2 separate regions of the Homo sapiens genome follow, and region 1 is linked to region 2. Evidence: chromatin contacts called from ENCODE Hi-C or POLR2A ChIA-PET data. All regions are on one chromosome and are shown on one strand. The core of a region is the stretch at or near the end of the contact, and the rest is flanking DNA. Distances in the headings are between cores, read along the strand shown. Region 1 has its middle 46 kb from the start of MAP3K10. Region 2 holds the start of ZNF780A (zinc finger protein 780A).

What was found. Hi-C counts contacts between places; a loop is a spot of excess contacts on that map. ChIA-PET counts read pairs that join two places held with the same protein, here RNA polymerase II (POLR2A). Pooled maps may share reads with other maps.
Region 1: a loop to region 2 is called in a pooled map, with 4 times the contacts of the local background. The contact joins the enhancer-like site here to the promoter of ZNF780A in region 2. A Hi-C loop is called at or near these places in 2 of 168 maps with a recorded cell type or tissue (Panc1 and endothelial cell of hepatic sinusoid) and 6 of 50 pooled maps. POLR2A ChIA-PET finds 5 or more read pairs at or near these places in 7 of 52 experiments (CD4-positive, alpha-beta T cell, GM12878, HEK293 and 4 more).

What each region holds. Positions count from the first base shown.
Region 1 is chr19:40,142,125-40,148,820 of GRCh38, reverse strand. No RefSeq gene overlaps it. Among named protein-coding and RNA genes, the nearest start is that of MAP3K10, 46 kb to the left of the region's middle. RefSeq lists enhancers at 825-1,119, 3,499-3,548, 4,169-4,318. Within about 2 kb of position 5,025, at least 7 of the 41 ENCODE cell types and tissues checked have a DNase peak (open chromatin) inside an H3K27ac peak, as active enhancers do; they include GM12878, where a contact is called at or near this core.
Region 2 is chr19:40,086,678-40,093,716 of GRCh38, reverse strand. It overlaps ZNF780A (zinc finger protein 780A), which reads left to right and starts at 2,774. Exons shown (of 6, transcript NM_001142578.2): 1 at 2,774-2,811; 2 at 3,482-3,551. RefSeq lists a silencer at 2,623-2,952 and an enhancer at 2,500-3,041.

The DNA of each region.
Region 1 (6,696 bases), core at 3,776-6,275, 53 kb before region 2:
CCCAAAGTGCTGGAATTACAGGTGTGAGCCACTGCACCCTGTACCTCCACCACCTCCTGAGTACCTAGGACTACAGGAGCGTGCCACTACACCTGGCTATTTTTTTAATTTTCAATTTTTTTTTTTTTTGTAGAGAAGGGGATCTCACTATGTTGCCCAGGCTGGTCTCAAACTCCTGGTCTCAAGCCCCTCAGACTTCTGCCTCGGCTTCCCAAAGTGCTGGGGTTACCGGCTGGGATTTCAGAGCCCTGAAACATCCTTATAACAATATTATTGACTTATGATTATAAAAGTAATTCATGGTAGTTGTTGAACATTTGGAAACTACGCACCAAACAAAAACAAAAAACACCCAAGTGGAAAATAAAAATCATTGTTAATTTCATTCCGATTGAGACGAATTTAGTATGTCCAAGAAAAATGAGAATGAAAGATGACGGGGGATATCCCAGGATCCACAGAGCTGTGTCGTTGATCCCAGACTGTACTGTTTATGGGGTGGATCCTGCCAGCGTCCCTGTGGGGGCAGCCTTCACAAAGAGCAGGGCGCTGTGCTCTCCCTCCCACCCCACTCCCTATGCGTGGAAGGGCTGAAGGATGGGTTTCCCACAAGAGAGCAGCTACTCCTTCGGGAGGGTAGGAATCGGGGCGCGGGGAGAACGCAGCAAGCCCACGCTCCCTCCCAGACCTTGCCAGCTCTGCCTTGAAGTCTCCTCGGACTCCTCCAAACCTCTGCAGACTCCGAAGGTGTTGGTCGTTGGCCGAAGGGCGGAGGTGTAATTCTTCCAATCCTACCCTGTGCCAGGGCTCTGCGCCTGGGCGGAAGTGTAATTCTTCCAATCTCACCCTGCGCTGGGGCTCTGCGAAGCCCTGACCCTAGTCACCAAGGGTTTCCCACCAGTCCCAGGCAGCCCTGCAGGAGTCAGTTTTATAAGACCTAGACCCACAAGAGACGTCCTCCAAGCCCGCCTGTTAAAGGAGTCACTGTTTCTGAAGAGCCAGCTCTCAGTGATTTCACATCTGGGAGGCTCCAGGGTTTCAGGAAGTGTGAGTCATGATAGAAAGTTTGTGCAGATCTAAATTATACCGAGAAAGACAAGAATAAGACTGGGCATGCTTCCCTAATTTTTTTTTTTAAATCAGGGTGAGGTGGGGGCCCTGTGCCTTAAACTGGGGTTGTATAGGTTGTGCACTGCACAAATTTGTTTGACCCAGGAGGCATGTGGAGGCTGAAATGCAACCTGTGCCCTTTCACCAGCCACACATCCTGGTGTGGAGCTGTGTCTACCCAGAGGAAGGGAGGACAGCCTTTTCCTAATTTGCACAAAGGCATGTAACAGGGGAGCTCAAGGGTCCTGAACTGGCAGTTCCAGTAGCCTTCTCTGACTTCTGGCTGGACCTACGTCCTAAGTAGCACCCATAGGTCCACGTAAGGTCTGAGACCTGAAGAAATAAAACAGCCAACAGAATGGAATCAGACCACACTTTGAGACTGTGGTAGGCTGAATAATGTGGCCTCCAAAGTTTCCATGTCCTGGCTGGGTGCAGTGTCTCATGCCTGTAATGCCAGCAGTTGGGAGGTCGAGGTGGGAGAATCACTTGAGTCCAGGAGTTCAAGAGCAGCCTGGGCAACATAGTGAGATCCTGTCTCTACTAAATAAATAAATAAGTCATGTGTGGTGGCACGCATCTATGGTCTCAGCTACTTGGGAGGCTGAAGTGGGAGGATCACTTGAGCTTGGGAGTTTGAGGCTGCTGTGAACTGTGACCGCACCACTGCACTCCAGCCTGGGCAACAGAGGGAAACCCTGTCTCAAAAACAAAACACAACAAAAAAGTTTGGGCACGGTGACTCACACCTGTAAGCCCAGCACTTTGGGAGGCCGAGGCAGGCGGATCACCTGAGGTCAGGATTTCGAGACCAGCCTGGCCAACATGGTAAAACCCCATCTGTACTAAAAATACAAAAATTAGTCAGGCATGGTGGTGGGTGCCTGTAGTCCCAGCTACTTGGGAGGCTGAGGCACGAGAATTGCTTGAATCCGGGAGGAGGAGTTTGCAGTGAGCTGAAATTGCACCACTGCACTCCACCCTGGGCAGCAGAGTGAGACTCAGTCTCAAAAAAAACATGGCTGGGCACAGTGGCTCATGCCTGTAATCCCAGCATTTTGGGAGACCGAGGCAGACTTGAGGTCAGGAGTTTGAGACCAGCCTAGTCAACATGGTAAAACCCCATCTCTACTAAAAAACAAAAATTAGCTGGGTGTGGTGGCAGGTTCCTATAATTCCAGCTACTTGGGAGTCTGAGGCATGAGAATCCCTTGAACCCAGAGGTGGAGGTTGCAGTGAGCTGAGATTGTGCCACTGAGCTCCAGCCTGGGTGACAGGGGGAGACTTCATCTCAAACAACAACAACAACAAACAACAACAACAACAACAACAAAACAAAACCAAAAAACAAAAGAAAAGAAAAAGTTTCTCTTGCCCCACAAGGCTTGGCTAAGTATTAATAATAATTAAGAAGGTTTATACATCCTAATCCCTAGAACCTGTGAACGTTCCCTTATATGGCAAAATGGACTCTCAGATGTGATTAAGTTTGTTCAGTTGGGGAAATGATCCTGGGTTACCTGGGTGGGTCCTGAATAGAATCACAAAGATCCTTACAAGAGGGACACAGGAGAAGTTGGTCAGAGGGATGTCGATGTGACAATGGAAGCAAACATTAGAGGGATGCGGGTTTGTTTGTTTGTTTGTTTTTTGAGACGAAGTGCAGTGGTGTGATCTCAGCTCTTTGCAACCTCCGCCTCCTGGGTTCAAGCAATTCTCCTGCCTCAACCTCCTGAGTAGCTGGGATTGCAGGTGCTCACCATTACGTCTGGCTAATTTTTATATTTTTAGTGGAGATGGGGTTTTGTCATGTTGGCTAGGCTGGTCTTGAACTCCTGACCTCAGGTGATCCACCCGCCTTGGTCTTCCTAAGTGCTGGAATTACAGGCATGAGCCACCTCACCCAGCCGAGGGCCACTTTTGGAGAAGGAGGAGGGGGCCACGAGCCAGGGGATACGGGTGGCTAAAAAGACAAGGACATAAGGTCTTCCCTCAGTGCCTCCAGAAAGAATCAGCCCTGCCAACCACTTGACTTTAGCCCAGGGAAGCTGATTGCTGGCTTCTGACCTCCAGAACTGTAAGAGAATAAATCTGTGTTATTTCCTTTCTTTTCTCTTTCTTGTTTGCTTGCCCAGGGAAGCTGATTGTTGGCTTCTGACCTCCAGAACAGTAAGAGAATAAACTTCCTAACTTCCTTCCTTCCTTCCTTCCTTCCTTCCTTCCTTCCTTCCTTCCTTCCTTCCTCTCTTTCTCTCTCTCTCTCTCATTCTTTCTTTCGTCTCAAATCCCTGGGCTCAAGTGATCCACCCACCTCAGCCTCCCAAAGTGCTGGGATTATAGGTGCGAGCCACCTTGCCCAGCCAATCTGTGTTGATTTGGGGTTTGTGGGAGTTTTGCAGCATGGCCACTCAGTATGGAGTGCTTGGATCTGAGCTTCTCTGGTCCCTTGGCCTAGTAAGGCTCAAGATAGCTTTGCCCTGTCCTAAGTGTCTTACTTCTGTTAAAACAGTTTATTCTCATGACAACCTCTAGGAGGTAGGCATTGTCATATCTCAGTTTTATGTGTGTGGTCACAGAATCAGAGAGGTTAAGTGATTTGATTAAGGTCACGCAGCTAGTAAGTGAGGGAGCCAGAATATAAATCTAGACCATTTGAATCTGGATCAGAAGTTCTCCACGTTTGATCTCACTATAATCTTGTAAGTGAGCCGGGTGTGAAGGCTCACCTGGTACCTGTAATCCCAGCACCTTGGGAGGCCAAGGCAGGAGGATCACTTGAGCCCAGGAGTTCAAGGTTGCAGTGAGCCGAGATCACACCACTGCACTTCAGCCTGGCCAACAGAGTGAGACCCTGTCTTTAAAAAAAAAAAAAAAAAAAAAAAAAAAGGCCAGGCTTGGTGGCTCACGCCTGTAATCCCAGCACTTTGGGAGGCTGAGGTGGGTGGATCAACTAGGTCAGGAGTTTGAGACCAGCCTGGCAAACATGGTGAAACCCCGTCTCTACTAAAAATAAAAATTAGCCGGGCATGGTGGCATGTGCCTGTAATCCCATCTACTTGGGAGGATGAGGCTGGATAATTGCTTGAACCTGGGAGGTGGAGGTTGTAGTGAGCCGAGATCAAGCCACTGCACTCTAGCCTGGGTGACAGAGCAAGACTCCATCTCGGGAAAAAAAAAAAAAAATTCTTGCAAGTGGAGAGAGAATTGCAACCTTTGTGGCACCTTTAGACACTTCCAAAGCGTTTGTGTTTCATAGAGAATGCTTTTCTTTTTGATGTAAGTCTATTTCTTAACACATTAGAAAGAAAGAGAGTTTCCCGTGGAGGAGCTTTGTCATTGTCAGGAAATGCTGCATTTCAAGTGGTTTCACAGCTAGCATAACGTTGTAAAAGCAAAAATATATTCAAATTTATTTGACATTGCAGAGGCCCAAAATGGTGCTGATCAAGATGTCTGGTACAGTTCTTTTCACAGGGTGCTCTGATTTCATCAGCCAGCATTCCTAATTTAAAATAAGGAAAACAAAGGCAAAGTCCCCAGCTTCCCAAATCTGTACGATTATTCCTTTGTTTTCAATTCTGTGATGGAGATGATTTTTTTTTTCCCCTGAAGAAACGCAGATCTCCTTATTGGTGGATCTTTTTCTCTGCAAGAGGCTTTGCTTCTAATTTATTAGGTATTGATTCATATAATAAAAATCTTCCTTTTAAAAAACAAAGTACTACATTTCTTTGTTAAAAAAAAAAAAAAAACCCCAGGAAGTTCTTAAAATAGGAGTTCCTGAAATTCAGCGAAACACACAAATTGTGTTATTTTAAGGCAAGCCACTTGTAACCACATGTAAGTCAAGAAATAGAATTTGCCAGCTGTTCATAAGCCTCTCCACGTGCCCTAGCCCAGGCGCCCAGGCCCAGCCCCTCCCTTCTCTCTACCAAAATTAACCCTCAGCCTGACTTTTTTTTTTTTTTTTTTTTAAGATAGAGTCTCACTCTGTCATCCAGGCTGGAGTGAGGTGGCATGAGCTCGGCTCACTGCTACCTCCACTTCCCAGGTTCAAGTGATTCTCATGCCTCAGCCTCACCAGTAGCGAGATTACAGATGTGCACCACCACACTCAGGTAATTTTTTTGTATTTTTAGTAGAGATGGGGTTTCGCCATGTTGACCAGGCTGATCTTGAATTCCTGACCTCAGGTGATCCGCCCGCCTGGACCTCCCAAAGTGCTGGGATTACAGGCGTGAGCCACCGTGCCTGGCCAGCCTGACTTTTATAGCAATCATCTCTGTGTTTCTTTATAGTAATTAGTTATCCAAATGTGTGTCCATAGTTTAGTTTTGCCCTTTACAACTTCTAAAATGTTATTATTATGCCTCTTTTTTCTTATTCAGAGAATGTTGAATTCTCAAAGAAAAAAAGAGAATTTTGAATTGTAGTGACATCAGCATACGTTTTGAAGTATGTGAATATATATGCATATCTGAATATATATGTGCATATATAAAATTTTAAAATATCAATACTATCACTAGTAATATGATGACTAAATATAGTTTAAGATTTTCTTATGGTGCTTTTTTTTCCAGGAGGATATACCCCATTAGGGATTTATGTCAAATTAATATATCTTAAATTACTTTAAGACATTGTTTTAGCCTGGGCAACATAATGAGACCCCATCTCTATAAAAAGTAAAAAATTAGCTGGGCGTGGTCACACACGTCTGCAGTCCCAGCTACTCTGGAGGTTGAGGTGGGAGGATCGCTTGAGCCCAGGAAGTGGAGGCTGCAGTGAGCTGTGATCATACCACTGCACTCCATCCTGGGTGACAGAACAAGACCCTGTCTCAAGAAAACAAAAAACCAAAACCATTGTTTTGTGGGTGATTGAGTCCCAATCGCAAAAATTGTTTTGACATTCCATTTACTTGGAAAATATAAACCAATGAACATATGTATTCATTTTCCTCTCTATTGAGCAAAAGGTACATCCTGTTCATACCAATTTGCACCTTGGTTTTTTCACTTAACTACATCTTGGAGGTGACTATATATGTGTGTACACATGGGCCGGGTGTGGTGGCTCACGCCTGTAATCCCAGGACCTTTGGGAGGCTGAGGTGGGCGGATCACTTGAGGTCAGGAGTTCAAGACCAGCCTGGTAAAAATGACAAAACCCCATCTTTACTAAAAATACAAAAATTAGCAGGGCGTCATGGTACGTGCCTGTAGTCCCAGCTACTAGGGAGGTTGAGGCAGGAGAATGGCTTGTATCCTGGGAGGTGCAAGTTACAGTGAGCTGAGATCGTGCCATTGCACTCCAGCCTGGGCGGCAGAGCAAGACTGTCTCAAAACAAAACAAAACAAACAAATAGTCAAAAAAACAAAACAAAAAAACACGTGTGTACACACTTGTACATACACACACATCACATATATATGTAATCTTAATATATCTTATTTTCACAGCTGTACAGTGCTCTGTATTTGTGGATATAGCATAGTTGAATTAAGCAGCACCCTCTTCATGGCTATTGCAATAGTTTCCAGTTTTTTGCTATCATGCGTAGGGCTCCAGTGAAGAGGCACG
Region 2 (7,039 bases), core at 1,525-4,024:
TGAAATTCTTCAATTTTACTGAGGAATTTCTTCAGCTATGGGAATAGTCTTTTGATGATGCTCCAATTTTTAACTGGATCAATTTGCAATTTGTGTCAGAATGGAGCGCAGTTGAGAAGCCTTATGTTACTGCAGCATCTAAATTTGGCTTAACATTCAAAGGAATCATAAATAGAACCAATATGTTTGCCTTGTAAAGATAATTATCAAAGAAATGTACCCTTCTTAGGGTACAAAAAAGAGATGGCAAAAAAAGAGATGTACCTTGAAGGCAAGATACATTAACTACAAGAATATGAACTGCAATCTAATTTTTCCATATTCAATATTCACAATACTTGTGAGGATATCTTCCATTTCATTGGATATATTCTGAGACTTCTGGTTACCTTAGTATATACAGAGTATATATCTCAGTTTAAAAAGTATGGTGTTCAGAGAAGAGTCATTTGAAGGTAGCTATAATTTTGAGTTTATTAAACATAAAGTCCAACATTGAAGATTGCATAAAATTTTATCAAAATTTAAAAATAATAGACCACATTGAAAGAAAATACTTAAAAAGAATGGTGATATTGGTTAGGAAATCGATTAAAGTATCAGAATATACTTAAATATAATTATTCTCCGCTTTATTCTAATGTTTAGTCAACATAAATAGCTTAAAAATTTTTTTCCTTACTACAAAATTGTTATTTTGCTTTAACGTATATATGTTATTGTTTCACCCTTTAGGATATAACAGAATATTATAATTAATACAGGAATTTTTCAAACATTACATAATTTCAATTACCTTAGTATTCATACCTTTTCGAATTTGTACTACTTTGGACAATATATTATATATTCAGCTATTATTGAGTTCTAATTTAATTCCATTTTTGTCAAAGAATATGCTTTGTATGACTCGAATCCTCTTACATTTATTGAGACTTGTTTTATGGCCCAGAATATGGCCTATACTGGTAAGTATCCCCTGTCCACATAGATGAATTTTACTGTCATTGAGGAGAGTGTTCTCAAATATAAATGAGATCAAGTAAGTTGATATGTAGCTCAAATCTGCTATACCCTGTTGCTTTTCTGTGTTTGTTCTATCAATTACCAAGAGAGATATATTGAAATATCTGACTATAATTGTGGATCTGTCTCCTTTTCGATCTAATAGATTTTTCTTCCCATACTTAGAAGCTTTGCTTTTAGGAGCAAAATTTATGTTTGTTTTTTTCTACTCGATGAGCTATCTCCTTTATCATTATTATGCCCTTCTTTATCTCTGGTAATAGTCTATGTCCGGAGTCTACTTTGTTTTTAATAAAGCCACTCCAGCTTTCTTTTGACTAGTGTTAGGATGGTGTATATTTTTCCATCCTTTTACTCTTAACCTTTTAGTGCTTTTCATTTAACATATTACCTGTAGGTAGCACCCATTTGGGTCTGACTTTTTGTTTATTTATTTATTTAATTATCTTTTTTTATTATACTTTAAGTTCTAGGGTACATGTGCACAAAGTGCAGGTTTGTTACATATGTATACATGTGCCATGTTGGTGTGCTGCACCCATTAACTCGTCATTTACATTAGGTATATCTTCTAATGCTATCCCTTCCCCCTCCCCCGACCCCACTATAGGCCCCGGTGTGTGATGTTCTCCACCCTGTGTCCAAGTGTTCTCATTGTTCAATTCTCACCTATGACTGAGAACATTTGGTGTTTGGTTTTCTGTCCTTGCGATAGTTTGCTCAGAATGATGGTTTCCAGCTTCATCCATGTCCCTACAAACGACATGAACTCATCCTTTTTATGGCTGCATAGTATTCCATGGTGTATATGTGCCACATTTTCTTAATCCAGTCTATCATTGATGCACATTTGGGTCTGACTTTTTAAAAAATCCAATCTGACAATCTTTTTAAATTAAGGTGTTTAGACCATTTACATTTAATGTGATTATTGATATGGTTGAGTTAATCATCTTATTTGTTTTCTGTCACAATTCTGGAATGAAAAGACGTTTTGCTCTTTATTATTACATGTTTCCTCCTTATGTAGCATAGGAAACTAGAAAAATGATTTTGAAAGTTAAATATTGTTAGACTACAACAGTGAAATCAGGCTCTTCCTAGGAAAAGCAAGCCCTTTTTTGCATTTGTTTATACTATTTTAACAAAGTGTTAATTATTCATCCTTCAAGATAAGGCAAGTAATTATCTGTGTATTTTTATCCGTTTCCATGTCGTCCTGAATCACGTTTTTCTCTCCAGATAACAGGAACATTGTCTCGAAGAATCCAGGACATTTGATTCTGAAATCTCCAATGTGAACCACACTTCCTCTCCTAGTATATAACCAACCAATTCTTTAGTTCAAGCTTTTCAAATTTATCCTAAGTCCCCTTCAAATAGCACAGAGAAGTGGAAGCCTATCGCTGGGGTCTGAGACAAAGGAGTTAAAGCACCTACATGTTGACATAATTTTACTTTAAATTCTTCTTTCTTCTTTAAAAGTTCTGCTCATTTGCATTCTCCATGGAGAGAAAAAGTAAATTATACTGACGCTCCGAGAGGGAAACGCTCTTCTCACATGGGGATCCTTGCTCATGGCAACAACCTGTGCACCCCGCGGGCTGGAACTCCCACGAATCCACTAGGCTCGGCTCCCTTAGGGGTCAGCCCCCATAGTATGCTGGGATCAACCTGAACGGATCACAGCTCAAGGCTTCTGAGGCTTTTTCTGTTCGGGACTGTATTTCCCAGCGGCCACCGCGCCAGTCCACTTCCGGTCTCCGGGGTCGACGACATAGCGGGGTAAGGTCTTCACGTCTGAGGAAGAGATCTGTGGCTGCGGGAGATCTCTGCGGATTGGGGCTCCAGCCTGACTGACCCGACAGTGCGGGTGGCCTAGGGGGAGGCGCTCAGAGTAGGAACCCGGGGGTGCAGACGGGATCTGCCGGATCCCCAGGCGTGTGTGTGCGCGGGTATCAGAGGAGGGGGATTGTGAGATCATGAGTGACGGAGGGGACTGTGAGTGTGTGCGTGAGGTTCTATGCACAGGCCCGGGAGGGCGTGTGGACGCAGCGCACTTTGCTGAGTGACACTGTGCCGGTGCCCCTAGGCTCCTGCTGCTTCCTCCCTCTTTCCGCTTCACAGCTGCGGGGACTGCAGCAGAGGAATGGCCCCAGTAGGGAGGTCAGATATTGAGCCGAGAATGAAGCTTTACACAAGAAAGCGCAGAAGTGCCCCCGAGTGTTCCCCAGGGGGGCAGCTACATGTTGAGAACCACAGCGTCCTCAGAGCTCTGTCCCCAGAAACCAGCTCCAAACTGGTTGTACTGGTTGAATCGATTCCTCTTCCTTTTACTTCCTTCCTATTTCGTGTGAAGTGAGGGAAATTGTGGCTATGGAGGGAGGGTGTTTTCAAACTTAGTCTGCGCTCCAAGAAATGCCTGGAGTCTCACGCTTGCCGTATCCTTCTCCAGTCGTATTTTTATCCAAAAGAAGGACCTGGAGGAGGATGAGAGCGTTACTGCTGCACACCTAAAGTCAAGGGTGAGTTTGTGCTTTGTATTTGTTCAAGACATGCGTTTTTGATTTTAGAATATTGAGATTTCCCCTTAAATTTTCAGTGAAACTAGGGGGATATGCAAATTGATTCGTGCCCCCTCCTTCACCTTTCCACTTAATAGTCACAAAACAATTTGGCAAATCGTTCACACCTTCCTGTGCGCTCTCTTTTTCGAAGCTGGTATAGAAATACACCTCCAGTAGTTAATATTAAAGCTCCATTTTAGACCCATATTTGGGAAGGAGGAGATTAGTGTTTAGGTGGAATCACACACTAGACATCAGTTGGTCTTTACAGACCTCCTTTTCAAAACAGGGAAGAATGGAGATGGTTGGATGATCTCCATTGCCTGTGAGGCATTCGGTAGTGGAAAAGTGACCGCACAGAAATTGGTATCAACAAGAGCCAGGATTTTTCCAGGGAGTCCATGAGATGATATTTGTAATACTTGCCAGATCTCTCTGAGGTTTGGCAGCTCCAGTTGTGTTTTAGGCGTGTGTGTGTGAGTGTGTGTGTGTGTGTGTGTGTGTGTACTGTGAGAGGCAGTACACTGTTGTGGTTAAGAATAGGGGAGTGGATCCAGAGTATCTGGGTTGGAATATTGGTTCTGTCATTAGAATGAATTAATATCGTAAAGCCCCTTAGAGCAGTGCTAGGCATATAATAATGTTTAATATGTTTTAACTGTTGTTTTTTGTGTAGTCATTTTAAGTCATTCCCCTTGACTCTCTACAGAACAGGAGCATTGGGAATATGTGATTCATTGCGACTGCTGGTTGTATATTAAGAAAATGAGTGAGGGGCTCAAATGATCTAGGACAGAAATTCTTTCTTTTTAAATCGACAGATATAATTGTATGTATTTATCATGTGCAACATGAAGTTTTATGGTATGTATACATTGTGGAATGACTAAATCTAGCTAATTAACAATGCATTACCTCACATAGTTATCATTTTTGTGGTGAGAACACTTAATATCCACCCTCCTAGCATTTTTCAAGACTACAGAATATTGTTATTAATTGGAGATACCCTGTTGTGTAATAGATCTCCTGAACTTATTTCTCTTATCTTCCTGAAATTTTGTATCCTTTGACCAACATTTCCCCAGTCAACACTGCCCTCCTTCCTCCCTCACCCACATTACCCCAGATCTGTAAATACGATTCTACTCTCCACTTCTATGATATCAACTTTTTTAGATTTGGCTGAAGAGTGAGATCATATGTCTTTCTGTGCTTGGCTTACTTCACTTAATATGATGTTCTCCAGGTTCATCCATGTTTTTGCAAATGACAGAATTTCCTGCTTTTTATGGCTAAATAGTATTCCCTTGTGTAAATATACCTGCATATATACCACATTTTCTTTATCCATTTATTCATTGTTAGACGCGTAGGTTGATGCCATATCTTGGCTATTGTGAATAATGCTGCAATAAACATGGGTATGCTGATATCTCTTTGACATACAGATTTCATTTCCTTTGGAGATATATTCCCAGTAGTGGGATGGCTGGATCATATGGTAGTTCTATTTCTAATTTTTTGAGGAACCTCCATACTGTTTTCCATAATGGCTGTGCCCATTTACATTCTCACCCACAGTGTGTAAGCGTTCCCCTTTTCTTGCCAATACTTGTTAACATTTGTCTTTCCAGTAGCCACCCTAACAGGTATGAGCTAATATCTTATTGCGGGTTTAATTTTCATTTCCCTGATGATTAGTGATGTTGAGTATTTTTTCATAAACTGTTGGCCATTTATATGTCTTCTTTTGGGATGTGCCTGTTCAGGTCCTTTGCCCATCTTTTAATCAGGTTTTTTTTTGCTGTTGAGTTGTTTGACTTCTGCATACATTTTGGATCTTAATCTCTTATCATATATATGGTTGCAAATATTTTCTCTCATTCTACAAGATGTCTCTTCACTTTGTTGATTGTTTCCTTTTCTGTGCAGAAGCTTTTTAGCTTGACATAATTTCATTCGTTCATTTTTGCTTTTGTTACCTGTGCTTTTGAGGTCATATCCCAAAAAAAATCATTGCTCAGATCAGTTTCACAGAGCTTTCCCCCTATGTTTTCTTCTATTTGTTTCATAGTTTAGGATCTTACATTTAAGTCTTTAATCTGTTTAGAGTTGATGTTTGTATAATGGTTTGAGATAAGGGTCTAATTTCATTTTTCTGCATATGGATACCTACTTTTCACAACAGTATTTTTTGAAGAGTCTCTCTTTTCCCCATTGTATGTTCTTGGTACCCTCCTCAAAACTCGGTTGGTTATAAATATATGGATTTATTCTGGGCCTCTCTATTCTGTTTCTTTGGTCTATGTGTCTGTTTTTATGTCAGTACCTTGTTGTTTTGGTTACTATAGCTTTGTAGTATATCTTGAAGTCAGATAGTTTTGATGAGTCCAACTTTGTTCCTTTTGCTCAAGATTGCTTTGGCTATTTGGGTCTTTTGTGGTTCTATACAAATTTTAGCATTTTTGTTTTTTTCCTGTTTCTGTAAGGAATGTAGGACAGAAATTCTTAACCTGAGTTCCTGTGACTCCATTTATGGTCTCAGGGACCAAAAGCTCTTGAAATAAAATATTGAAGTATTATAGAAATTTATAAATGTGGGTTTTAGGGGGAGAAATAGTGTATCATTTCATAAGATTATCAAAAAAATTTATGTGACCCATGAGGTTTGGATCCATTGATCTAGATAGAACATTGGTTCTCAGCTGGGGTGATGTTTAGAAACTTTCGGTTGTCATGCTGTCGGGGAGGGTGCTACTTAGATCTAATGGATAGAGGTCAGGAATGCTGCTAAACATTGTGTTATGCACAGGATAGCTCTCCCCACTCTCCCATCTAAGAATTATCCAGCACAATATGTCAGTAGTGCCTAGGGTGAAAAACTGTAGTCCAGAATCAAAAGATTGTGATATCTGGAATGACATTGTAAATGATCTTGTATAAAATAAGTGTCCTATAATACAGAAATCATTAAGCTAATCATACTAGACTCAAGTGATAGAGTATTACACAGGTAATAAAATGATGTCTATAAGGAATTATGAAAAGAAAAATATTTGATATATCATTAAGCAATATTCATGCTATGAACAATAATACTCAAGAAAATGTTACATGGGGCGGGGCGCGGTGGCTCACACCTGAAATCCCAGCACTTTAGGAGGCTGAGGCAGGCAGATCATTTGAGGTCAGGAGTTTGAGACCAGCCTTGCCAACGTGGTGAAACCTTGTCTCTACTAAAAATATAAAAACTAGCCGGGAGTGGTGGCAGGCGCCTATAATCCCAGCTACTCAGGAGGCTGAGGCAGGAGAATTGTTTGAACCTGGGAGGCTGAGGTTGCAGTGAGCCGAGATCAGGCCACAGCACTCCAGCCTGGGTGACAGAGTGAGACTCCACCCCTGCCCCCCAAAAAGAAATTGTTATGTTTTATATGAATCCCATA